Regions from separate parts of the Mus musculus genome. Here region 2 is linked to region 1. Evidence: chromatin contacts called from ENCODE Hi-C or POLR2A ChIA-PET data. All regions are on one chromosome and are shown on one strand. The core of a region is the stretch at or near the end of the contact, and the rest is flanking DNA. Distances in the headings are between cores, read along the strand shown.

Region 1 (5,021 bases), core at 130-2,629:
TCATTAATTGTAAAATACCTGCTGGTACTTCACTTTAGAAGAATGTAATTGGCAAAGGGTGTGTGTGTGGGGGGGGGGAGGCGGCTGATGAATAGATAATAGATCTTTAACCACCAATAAACAGAGAGCAGCGCCAGCAGGCTGGGGGGATGTGATCATAATTATGCCTCAGCGTGAGCCAATGGGGACGAGAGAAGTCGGCCCTAAAATCATCCCAAAACCGAAGGCAAGCTCGAAAATGCGGACAGGGCCTAGGACCGGAGACACAATCCTAAGTGCCAGGTTGCGAAACCTGGATTTGTAGAGCAACCCAGCCCTGGGACAACAGATGTCAGAATAAAAATAGGTACAGTAATAATAGCAATAATGGGAACAGTGTCAACGCCACTAAGGACAATGGAACGATAACACAGTCATAACTTCAGCTTCTGACCTAGGACCCAAGACTCCTTTCCCAAATAACCCCACATTTCCCAGAAAGAGCTGTTTTGGGGACAGAAGTGACCACCCTCCAGAAAGGATAAGCAGAAACTCTTGGGTGCAAGCTGGAAGTCCACTGCCACGGTACAGGCGCAGCTGGCCCCTCAGGTTTGAACTTAAAAAAACGAACCAGCCGGGTCAAAGACTGCAAACGCGTGGACCCTGGAACCTCGAAGCTACGCTTGGTTGGAGGGGTGGGAGGACCCCCCCCCTCGAGCGCCTAGGAAACCTCGGGAGTTTTGCTGGGGGTGGGGATTGGTAGGAGTGAAGCGGGTTAGCCCTTGCCCGGAACCAGTCCCCGCCCGCTTACCCTCGCCGGGCGCCCGAAGCCATCTCAGTGACCCGGGCGCGGGCCTCCAGGGGACAACCGCAGCGGAGCTTAGGGTGTGAAGAAATCTGCGTGTCCGTCCGTGATTCAGTCCCATCAGCTCCAGCGCCGCAGGCTTAGGATCCAGGGGTCCGCAGCAAAGGCAGCGCAGCCCCGAGACTCTGCAGGGACCCGGGTGCCCCGGTGGGAGTGGTGTGGGTGCAGTAGGAGGCGGTGGCTGAGGGGGAGGAGGAGGGGGAAAGAGGAGGAGGAGGAAGAGGAGGAGGAGAGGAACGAGGAAGAGGAGGAGAAGAGGGAAGCGGAGGAGGCGAAGGAGGAGGAGAGAAGCCGCAGCGGGCGCCGCAGGAGCGAGGGAGCTAGCCCGGAGCGCAGGGCGAAGACACCAAGAGGTCGGCGGCCGGGCGGGCGGCTGGAGGCACAGCCGGGGCAGTAGCGCCGACTCCGTTCCATTCTGGGCCCGGATCCAGGCCTCCGGGTTCCCAGGCGTTCGCCTCCCTCTGACGCACTTTAAAGAGTCTCCCCCCTTCCACCTCAGGGCGAGTAATAGCGACCAATCATCAAGCCATTTACCAGGCTTCGGAGGAAGCTGTTTATGTGATCCCCGCACTAATTAGGCTCATGAACTAACAAATCGTTTGCACTACTAGTGAAGAAGCGAACACTTCCATGGATTGTCCTTGGACTTAGGGCGCCCTGCCCGCCTTTTGCAAAGGAGAGAAAACTTTTTTTTTGCCTCCCCGAAAACCCCCTCCCTGCCTCTAACTCCAATCTCCCCCCCCCCCACGCCACCTCGCTCAAAAAAATATTACCCCAATCCACGCCTGCAAATTCTTCTGGAAGGATTTTCCCCCCTCTCTCCAGGTTGGGCGCGTTTGGTGCAAGATTCTCGGGATCTTCGGCTTTGCCTCTCCTCCCCCTCCCCCTCCTTTCCTTTTTCCTTTCCTTTCTTCCTTCCTTCCTTTCCTTACCCCCACCCCCACCCCAAACAAACGAGTCCCCCATTCTCCTCGGTCCTCGCCGCGGGCAGCGGGCGGCGGAGGCAGCGCGCCGCGGTCGCCGGGAGCAGGGAGCCCAGCGCGCCCGCTCCTCGGCGCAGCATGTTTCAGCCGGCGCCCAAGCGCTGCTTCACCATCGAGTCGCTGGTGGCCAAGGACAGTCCCCTGCCTGCCTCGCGCTCCGAGGATCCCATCCGTCCCGCGGCACTCAGCTACGCCAATTCCAGTCCCATAAATCCGTTCCTCAACGGCTTCCACTCGGCCGCCGCCGCCGCCGCCGCCGGCAGGGGCGTCTACTCCAACCCGGACTTGGTGTTCGCCGAGGCGGTCTCGCACCCGCCCAACCCCGCCGTGCCGGTGCACCCGGTGCCGCCGCCGCACGCCCTGGCCGCCCACCCCCTGCCCTCCTCGCATTCGCCACACCCCCTCTTCGCCTCGCAGCAGCGGGACCCGTCCACCTTCTACCCCTGGCTCATCCACCGCTACCGATATCTGGGTCATCGCTTCCAAGGTACGTGCCACGTCGCGGAACTGAAGCACGCCGCTCCGGTCGCCTCCTTCATTGCGCCCGGCCTGCTCCGGGTGGGCGCTCCTCGAGGCCTGGACGGGCGGAGGTCAGCCCGGGTTCTTGGTTCTGAAACTGGGCAGCTAGGGGCCCGAGAGGCTTTGGTCCCCAGTCTCTGAAGCTCGTTTGGGTTACTGGCTTGCCCACTCCTTGACCCTTTGTAAAAGGGTGCAAACGAGGTGTCCCGTGGTTCGGGCCGGGGTCGGGCTGGCTGGGACACGATGCTGGGCGACGAAGCCCGCTGTCAAGAAGCTCTGAGCCCGCGAGGTCTTTGAATCCTGTTTCCCTGGACCGTGTTCCCGGCCGGTCTATCACTCAGGGACTCGGACAGGGCCACATGGCCAGGTTCACTGGACTTCAACTCTGCTCTACACTCACTCTATGTCCCCCCAGCCCAGACCCGCAACTTCTAGGTCTTCAACCCCTTTAAGGAGACAAGGAGACCTTGGAAACCTCAGAGCAAACTGTTTCCTTCCTCCTGCTCTGGAGGCCCAGGGAGGGGCGGGAAGAGAGCGAATAGAAACCTCCACAGCTCCACTAGTTCTCTCAGCGACCTGTTTAACCCGGGCACCCGCTGGACGTGGCGGGAAGTCGGGTTCCGTTTGGTCTTTGGTTGCTGATTTTTGTTTTTGTTTTTGTTCTTCCTGAGAGAAAGAAAGAAAGAAAGAAATTAAGAAAGAAATTTAAGAAAAGAAAAGAGAAAATCCAGTCGAGAGAAGGCCCGACAAGGGAAGATCTGTTTGGATATCTTCATTTTTTTCCCCGATTTAGTAATTTTGTATGCTTCTGGGTTGGGGTTGGTAAGAAAGTTAAAACTTTAGGAAAAGGGTTCGAATTAGTTTGCCGACTGCAGTCCATAAAAGACCTACCTCCGCCGGGCGCGATCGATAACGACGGGCTTTTCCATTCAATAACACTTCGCATTCCTGTCAGTCTAGACTCGGGTGTATGCCAGCTCGCCATTTTATATATTTATATATTATTTTAAAACACCCCAACAAAACAAACAAATAAACAAAAACCCAAACCAAAGTAAAACACCTTTTCCCTTAGCTCAGCACTGAATTTGCCTTCACTCCCGCTGAGACTACCGGCTGTTTTTGGGTGGTGGTGGTGGTAAATACATTCACTTCCTTTAATACGGGAAGCCAAAATACCCAAGCCTAGCTTTCAAAGTTTAGAGCTCAGCTTCCCCATTCTTTGCCAGTCCCATTCTTGGTCGCCTGGCCATATCACGGACAGCTTGGATCTTCGCCCGACCATCTCGGCGAGTACCCTCAACTCGATCCCCGCGAGGCTCCAGTCCCTTCACTCTCCTCTCCTAGCTCTCTGCAACCAGGGACCTCTAGAACCGGGTACTCTGGAAGCAACGGCCTTAGACACTGGGCATACTTGCCTCGAGATTTCTGTCCCGGCCCGGCTGCAACGTCTCAACCGATCTCTGCAATTTCTCAGAGAGATAGCAAGACAAAACTAGAAACCAAACAAACAAAAAAATTCTTGAATAAATTTCCGCGAGAAAACACGACGTCATTTTTACGCTTAATTTTAAATTTTAAAATAGGCTAGAAAGTAGGGAATTACTACCACTATTTCTTCTACTGCTACAACTTATTATTGTTATTATTATTATATGGTGGGCACCAATCCTCGAGCCCGGGTTCTGTTGTCCTGTTATCTGCCCTCGACACACAGAGTGGAGGTATCTAGGCTTGAGGTACTAAGGCAGTTAGGGAACCGGCAAAGGTCAGGAGCCTGAGGACTGCCACCTTAGAGACCATTGCTCTTTAGCTACCGCCCAGGTTTGGAGCCCTGGGGCCTGGGTCTGACGACTGGGCCGGTGTCCTTTTCAAAAGCTTAGAGAGGGTCTGGCGCTGCGGACTAGGCAGAGACCTAGGAAGCTATGCCCAGCCCGGCTCCAGAGAAGCCGGCGACACTTGCCTGGGAGGCCCCCTAATGGTACTTCTGCTCTGCCCCCTGCAGGGAACGACACAAGTCCCGAGAGTTTCCTTTTGCACAACGCTCTGGCCAGAAAGCCAAAGCGGATTCGAACCGCCTTCTCGCCGTCCCAGCTTTTAAGGCTAGAGCACGCTTTTGAGAAGAACCATTACGTGGTGGGAGCGGAAAGGAAGCAGCTGGCTCACAGTCTCAGTCTTACGGAAACTCAGGTGAGTGTGGCCCAGCAGCCAGGGCCAGGCCACACTACATCCAGACCCAGGCAGCCAGCACCCAGCACTCCAGCCAGCGCCCAGCACTCCGACCAGCGCCGAGTTCTGGATCAGTAACTCTCCAGGTGCTCAGCTTTGTTAGGGCAATATGAGATTCACTGACAGGCTAGCTTTTCTCCGCTGGTCAGGCCCCTGCAACTCCAAAGTTTTGAGAGAATCACGGAGATTCAGCTGGGGTCCGAGATATGGTTAATTGCAGCAGGGTGTTCTGGTGATTGGGCTCAAGGCTGGAGAGAGCCGAGAGTGGTTTAGATAAGAGTTCTGAAAGACTCCAGGGCTCACCCGATTACTCCTCTTAAGGGAATGCCTGGGAATCTGAAGCCGGAGGCCAGGCAAGCTGGGCGATCCTGAAAACTAGACGGTTTGCAGAGAGGGCTAGCCTTGAGGGACACATTCTTTCTGCATAGCGGGGTTGGAGGGGCGGA
Region 2 (5,587 bases), core at 1,519-4,018, 770 kb after region 1:
AGGAAGATTAAGGTTTCTGCAGATAAACACAGGTAACTGCTGGTAACGAGCTTGCCTAACACAGCGGTCCAGTTAAGCAGCAGCTCAACTGTAAACTAGCCAGTATGGAGAGGCTGACTGGTAATTTCTGCCTTGGGCTCCTGTTTGAAGACACTGTCTTTCTGCATATACATGTCATTCATACATTTTCCAATTGGTGTCATATCTGGCCTCCTGTTATTCCTGTTTGGGATTCTCAGAAGGGTGATTAATTCTTTGAAGTGTCTCTTTCATTCCTTTCAGGTTATATGTCTTTAAAATTCCTAGATTAGTCTCTGAGAATATTCACTCAGCCATTTTAAAAGGATGTGGAATACCAGACAAACAGAAACTCAATTCTATGTAGATTATAGCCAGGCCCATAGCACAGAAAATGAATTAACTTGTAAGCTTTCAGTTTTTAGCCTGTAACCCAGTATTTAATTTAATCATATCCTCAAGGAAGATGTAAATGAGCCACATTTCTCCTTTTTTCTAAAGTTTGAAATATCACTTCTTCATTTCCAACACTTCACCATTGCAGTTAGGACTTTTCCCATGTACAAACTATTTTGTGTACAACGTGGGACATATCTTCTAGTTCTGGGCAGACATCATTTGCTATGAATTGAATTTCTAAGTCTAAATAAAGAGGGTTTCTTTTACCCTCGAAAAACAACCACAACCATTACTGAGCAGACTCTGGCAGAAAGCAATGCATTTAGAACAAAGTGGTTCAGCATCTGGTAATCTATGTATTCTTAAGAAGTTTTATAATGAAAGTACTGAAAGTCACTAAGCTAATTATCAGTTTTTGTTTTTTTTTAAATCCAGTATTTTACTTTCCCCCTGGTAGCACAGTATCATCTACCTTTAGGTGAGAAACCCTAAATCCAGTAAAGTATATTCTTTACCTGTTACCAGAGATGTTGACTATACACCTCATTCTCTACAAAAAAAAAAAAAAAAAAAAAAAATTAAAATTAAAAAGGATTTAGTAAATACCATCTTTTGAGATACAGAAACCATAGAGATAAAAAAAATACCAATTATAAAAGTTCTAGTTTGTGTCAGATCTGTAGAAGACTAGTTATAGAGGTAAAAATAGTCTTGAAAGTCAGATGACTTCCATCCTGAGCAGGCCATTGTATTTGCCTGGGTTTTCGTTCTTTCTAAGCTTTAAAACGAAGGTATGGTCAAATACCAGTGCGATGGTCTCACACACACCTTTAAAATGTTTATGATCTTAATGGCCTCAGAGTCCTAAATGACCAGAGCTGCTTTACTCTTTGATCAATATAAACGCAGCTTCTCTCCTCTACCTCACTAGATGATCAGTTTTCAGAGGCTCTGCACAGGGTCCACTGAAAAGGGGCAGGAAACCAAGTTACAACAAAAGACAGACAAGCAGCAGGAGAAAAAGAAGGCAGACCTGTCACACACCACACACAAACCAAGAGGCAGGCACTAATCTTCATCACAACACACATTAGAAACTAACAGCAACTCTTTCTACAACTGGCCAAAATCATTGTGATCCAGTTACGCCTGACAGCTTTAAATTATGAACTTTTAGAGGGCAAAGTTGGTGGCGAATTCTTGGAGACAAAGATTTGGGAGACAGGTCAAATCTAGGCAAATTTTACTAATAATTTTTTCTGCACTTTTTGCATATGAAAAAGGGGAGATATTATACTAAGTAACACACTGAGAGTCACATTTAGAGATTTGAGAAATGTATTTCTAGACCACAAAACTGGTTACAAGCAATACCCAAAGGATAAAATCTGCGCATCCAACAAATTTTCTGTCTCTACTATGCCAGAATTTAAGCTGCATTTCCATCAAGTGGCTGTCTTATGTATTCGATTTTAAATAATCACAAACATCTAAATTTAATCCTATTTGTAAAATAATTATAACCGCCATCCTCTAACCTATAAGAGCATAATAAATAGTTCCTGAACTTTGGAACTAGTTAACTGACACACTTTTAGGCTTAAGATTATCAACATTAATGTAAATGTCTTATTTATTGTTAGAAAATGTGTTCCTTTTTCTTAAAACGACACAGAAAACCCGAGGGGAGTCAGGGGCCTCAGTTCAGATATACTTCAAATAAGTTATTTATTTTTTGTATTTTTAATCTTAAGGATAGGTGAGTTTGAATTAAAACAATGTTTACAGCCAAGGCTTGGAACCCACTTTCCCCCGGGACCCTCTCTAACTTGTGTGGAAAGATTTTAAACCACGCAATCCATGCCACTGTACAAGTACTTACAAAGTTCAAGACTGAGAGGGTGGCTCTGAAAGGCACACCCCTTCCCGCACGGACAACCTGGAACTCGGCGGCACTCACCCGGTGCGAGGCCGCACCACCTTCAGCTCTCCAGCCGCGTCAGAACTCGCATCGGGACGCCGGCGGAGCGGCGAGCCGCGAACCTCGCTCTGGTCAGCCGCAGTTGCTGTGTGGGCTTTCGCGCTCCTCGCTGGCCCGGGACCGGACGGCTACCTCACGACGCCCCCGGAGCCCAGCGGCGCCCGCCCGAACCCAGGGTTTTCCAAGCCCGCTTCGGCAGATCTGCGAGGACGAGCCGCCCCGACTCCTGCGCCGCCCTCCCTGCCTCGGAACACAGCCCGACAGGCCGCCGCGAATCCTGCCGCCAAGTCGCGCCTCGCGAAGCCGAACTTACCAGGGAGGAAACAGCGGCTCGGCGGCCATCTTAGAACCCCGCCAACATCGTGTCTTCTGATTGGCTCGGGCGGATCAGCCAATCGGCTGCGGCCGTTCTGGCTCTATGGTCGCCCAGGGAACAGCCTGGCTTGCCTAAACGCCTCTGCTAAGAGGAGCCTGTTGAGGTTTTGTTTTTGTTTTTTGTTTGTTTGTTTGTTTGTTTGTTTGTTTGTTTGTTTTTCTCCTTTTCCTCACTTTAACCAAGCGATTTTTTTTTAAAGTTTTGTCCTTTCCTCGCTCCTTTCCTGTGCTGGTGAACTTGGCTAAAGAAAATGCTGACTTCGATGCCCACCTGAGTTCAATGGAGAACTGTAGATGATCTCTTCAAGGAAGGCTTTGCTTCCTTCGCTTCCTCGCCACCCCTCTCCCCAGCCTTTCCTATCTTTTTGCGTATATTTGAGTGTCCACTGTGTTCCAGGCCTCATGCAATTCTCAACCGGATTCCAGTTCTCCAGGGACTTTCCAGTCTGGTTGACCGAATCAAATCCAGCTAAGCACCCCCTACTCAGAAGTTGATTTACCAGGCTGGCATAGTGTATAGGTCCTGATGAGGGGTTTACCGGCGTGTAAATGAGGAAAAGAGCAGAAATTTTCACCATGTGAAAACAGTAAATCCAGGCGATGATACGGGGATGAAGTAGGACCACTTCAGAAATGCTTCCATTTTCTGAAGTACTGTTCTGTACTCAGATTATGTTTCTATTTTCTTGTGATGGTTATATAAGAAACTACAGGGCTGAGAGATAGCTCAGTAAGAACCTAAGTTCATTCCACCCTCAGAATCCGTATTTTAAAAGCCAGGCATGGCAGCCAGCACTGTGGATGCAGACAGGCAGACTAGCCTACGAGGCAAGCTCTAGGCCAGTGACCACAAAAGACAGGTGGGCAACCCCTAAGGAACTACACTTTCGAGTTGTCTTCTGACCTAATGCACATGCATTAGAACACATATATGGCACATGCACATACAAAATACAAAGCCTTGAACAAGTTTAAAAAAACTTATGAAAAATTAAACTTTGCAGAATTGATTTGAACAAACAGTTGTTTCATGAATAGACTCTGGCCCAGTCAAAGTTCAGAGTGTTCCATCAGTGAGCAAGCAATCTTTGTAAATTAAAAAAAGGTAAAAAGAAACATATAATACTGTGGTTGGTCATATCTTAGTATTTACCTTATAAAAACATGGTGTGATCAGCTGTCATACTGACTGGCTAAAAGTCAACTACTATGACTGACTAAGACTCAGCAACACGTTATAAGAATACTAACATACTCTTAAGTGAAGCTGCAGTTCAAGCTATTTAGTTTTTCAAAGGAAGGAGTTGGTTGTAGGCCAAACTTAATGCACACATGGCTTAACTTACAGTAATTTTCACTTATTCACATTATGAACAAGAACCTTTTAAAATATTGTGATGTACAAAATTCTTGCCTCTATTCAATAATGTGAATGGATTAATCATTATTACATATTTAATCCTAATATTTAAACATACATTATACCCATGCATTGTCCAATAACTTCTGGAAGATATGCAAGTTTATGATGTAGTGTTCTAGAATCATGATTTGATAAGTTTGCATGACGGAGGATTCCTTTCAAGCATTCCCTGATTCTAGGGAAAAGCATAACTATCAGCATTGAGCAGGTAATTGCTGTGTCAGTTTGCTGTGAGTTGCTATAACAAAATACCACAGACTGGGTATCTTAATCAATGCATTTCTCCAGCTCTGGATTCTGCAATGTCTGGCACATGGTCTTTTCTCTTGGCTTGTAAGCAGCTACTAGCTCAGTGTGCTCACATGACCTAGTTGAAACACAGTTTAGGAGAGTGCTCTGAAGCCCTCATAAGGATACTAATGGGACCAGGTCAGAGACACATTCTTTTGATTTTACTTTGGTTACTCACTTAGAGATCCCATCTCCAGATATAACTATGTGATGGATTAAGGCTTCTACATGGATTTGGGGGAAAACTATATTTATTCCATAACAACTGCTAGAGGCAGAGGAGTGACCAGAATAGTGAGGGGGCAGGGAAGAAGCTATAGCATGGGGTAGAAAGAAATAATGCTAGCATGATTAGTCCCTAGTTTTTTCTACATTCATCCCATCCATGAACGCTCATTACTTACTGCATGTGATTGTGCATTGGGTAGAACTGGAATAAAAATGCCAAAGATGTACAGTCTTAGCATATATACGTTTATATACATATATAATTACATGTATGTTTTCCAAATGTTAATATGAAATGTCTTAAATACCCGCTTATGACACTAATAAAGTTTGATAATAAACAAAAAGCCATATCTTGGATTTTTGTTCTGGCTCAAGACGTGAAGCTGTCAACTTCTGCATATTATGTTTTGCAAATTTTCTAAGGAAACCATCAGTGATTTGATTTATTTTAATCAATAAATTTATCTTCCCTCCAGAAAATTCCTACTCTGGAAACCTGCCAAGCCATGTGTTTTATGAATGAAATACTTGTATTTTTGAGATTTCAGTGAAACGTAGATTTGTTGAATACTTCTTTAGTAAATCATGGTGAACTATGCCATGCAGCTAGTGAATTGTGCTGGAATTGCATTGCATCTGGCACTAATTTCAAGCATGTAAGTTTCATTTAAATTTCTCATATCTTCAAAAACACAAAGCGGTTTTTCTCTGCCAAGGAACATTACGGTTTATGAACAGTTTTCCCTCATATTTAATATTTTTAGTACAGAGATTAAAAGTCACACCCATGATATAAAAGATGAATTGTGGAATTCTTTTTGGTAGCTGCTAAATCTCTGATTGATGGAAATGTTCTCCAAATATAATGA

What was found. Hi-C counts contacts between places; a loop is a spot of excess contacts on that map. ChIA-PET counts read pairs that join two places held with the same protein, here RNA polymerase II (POLR2A).
Region 2: a loop to region 1 is called in a map of heart, with 2.2 times the contacts of the local background. The contact joins the promoter of Fam204a here to the promoter of Emx2 in region 1. A Hi-C loop is called at or near these places in 1 of 37 maps with a recorded cell type or tissue (heart). POLR2A ChIA-PET finds 5 or more read pairs at or near these places in 1 of 5 experiments (Patski).

What each region holds. Positions count from the first base shown.
Region 1 is chr19:59,457,311-59,462,331 of GRCm38, forward strand. It overlaps Emx2 (empty spiracles homeobox 2), which reads left to right and starts at 1,380. Exons shown (of 3, transcript NM_010132.2): 1 at 1,380-2,314; 2 at 4,352-4,536. The coding sequence starts at 1,906. It also overlaps Emx2os.
Region 2 is chr19:60,223,933-60,229,519 of GRCm38, forward strand. It overlaps Fam204a (family with sequence similarity 204, member A), which reads right to left and starts at 2,769. Exons shown (of 8, transcript NM_001358273.1): 1 at 2,712-2,769.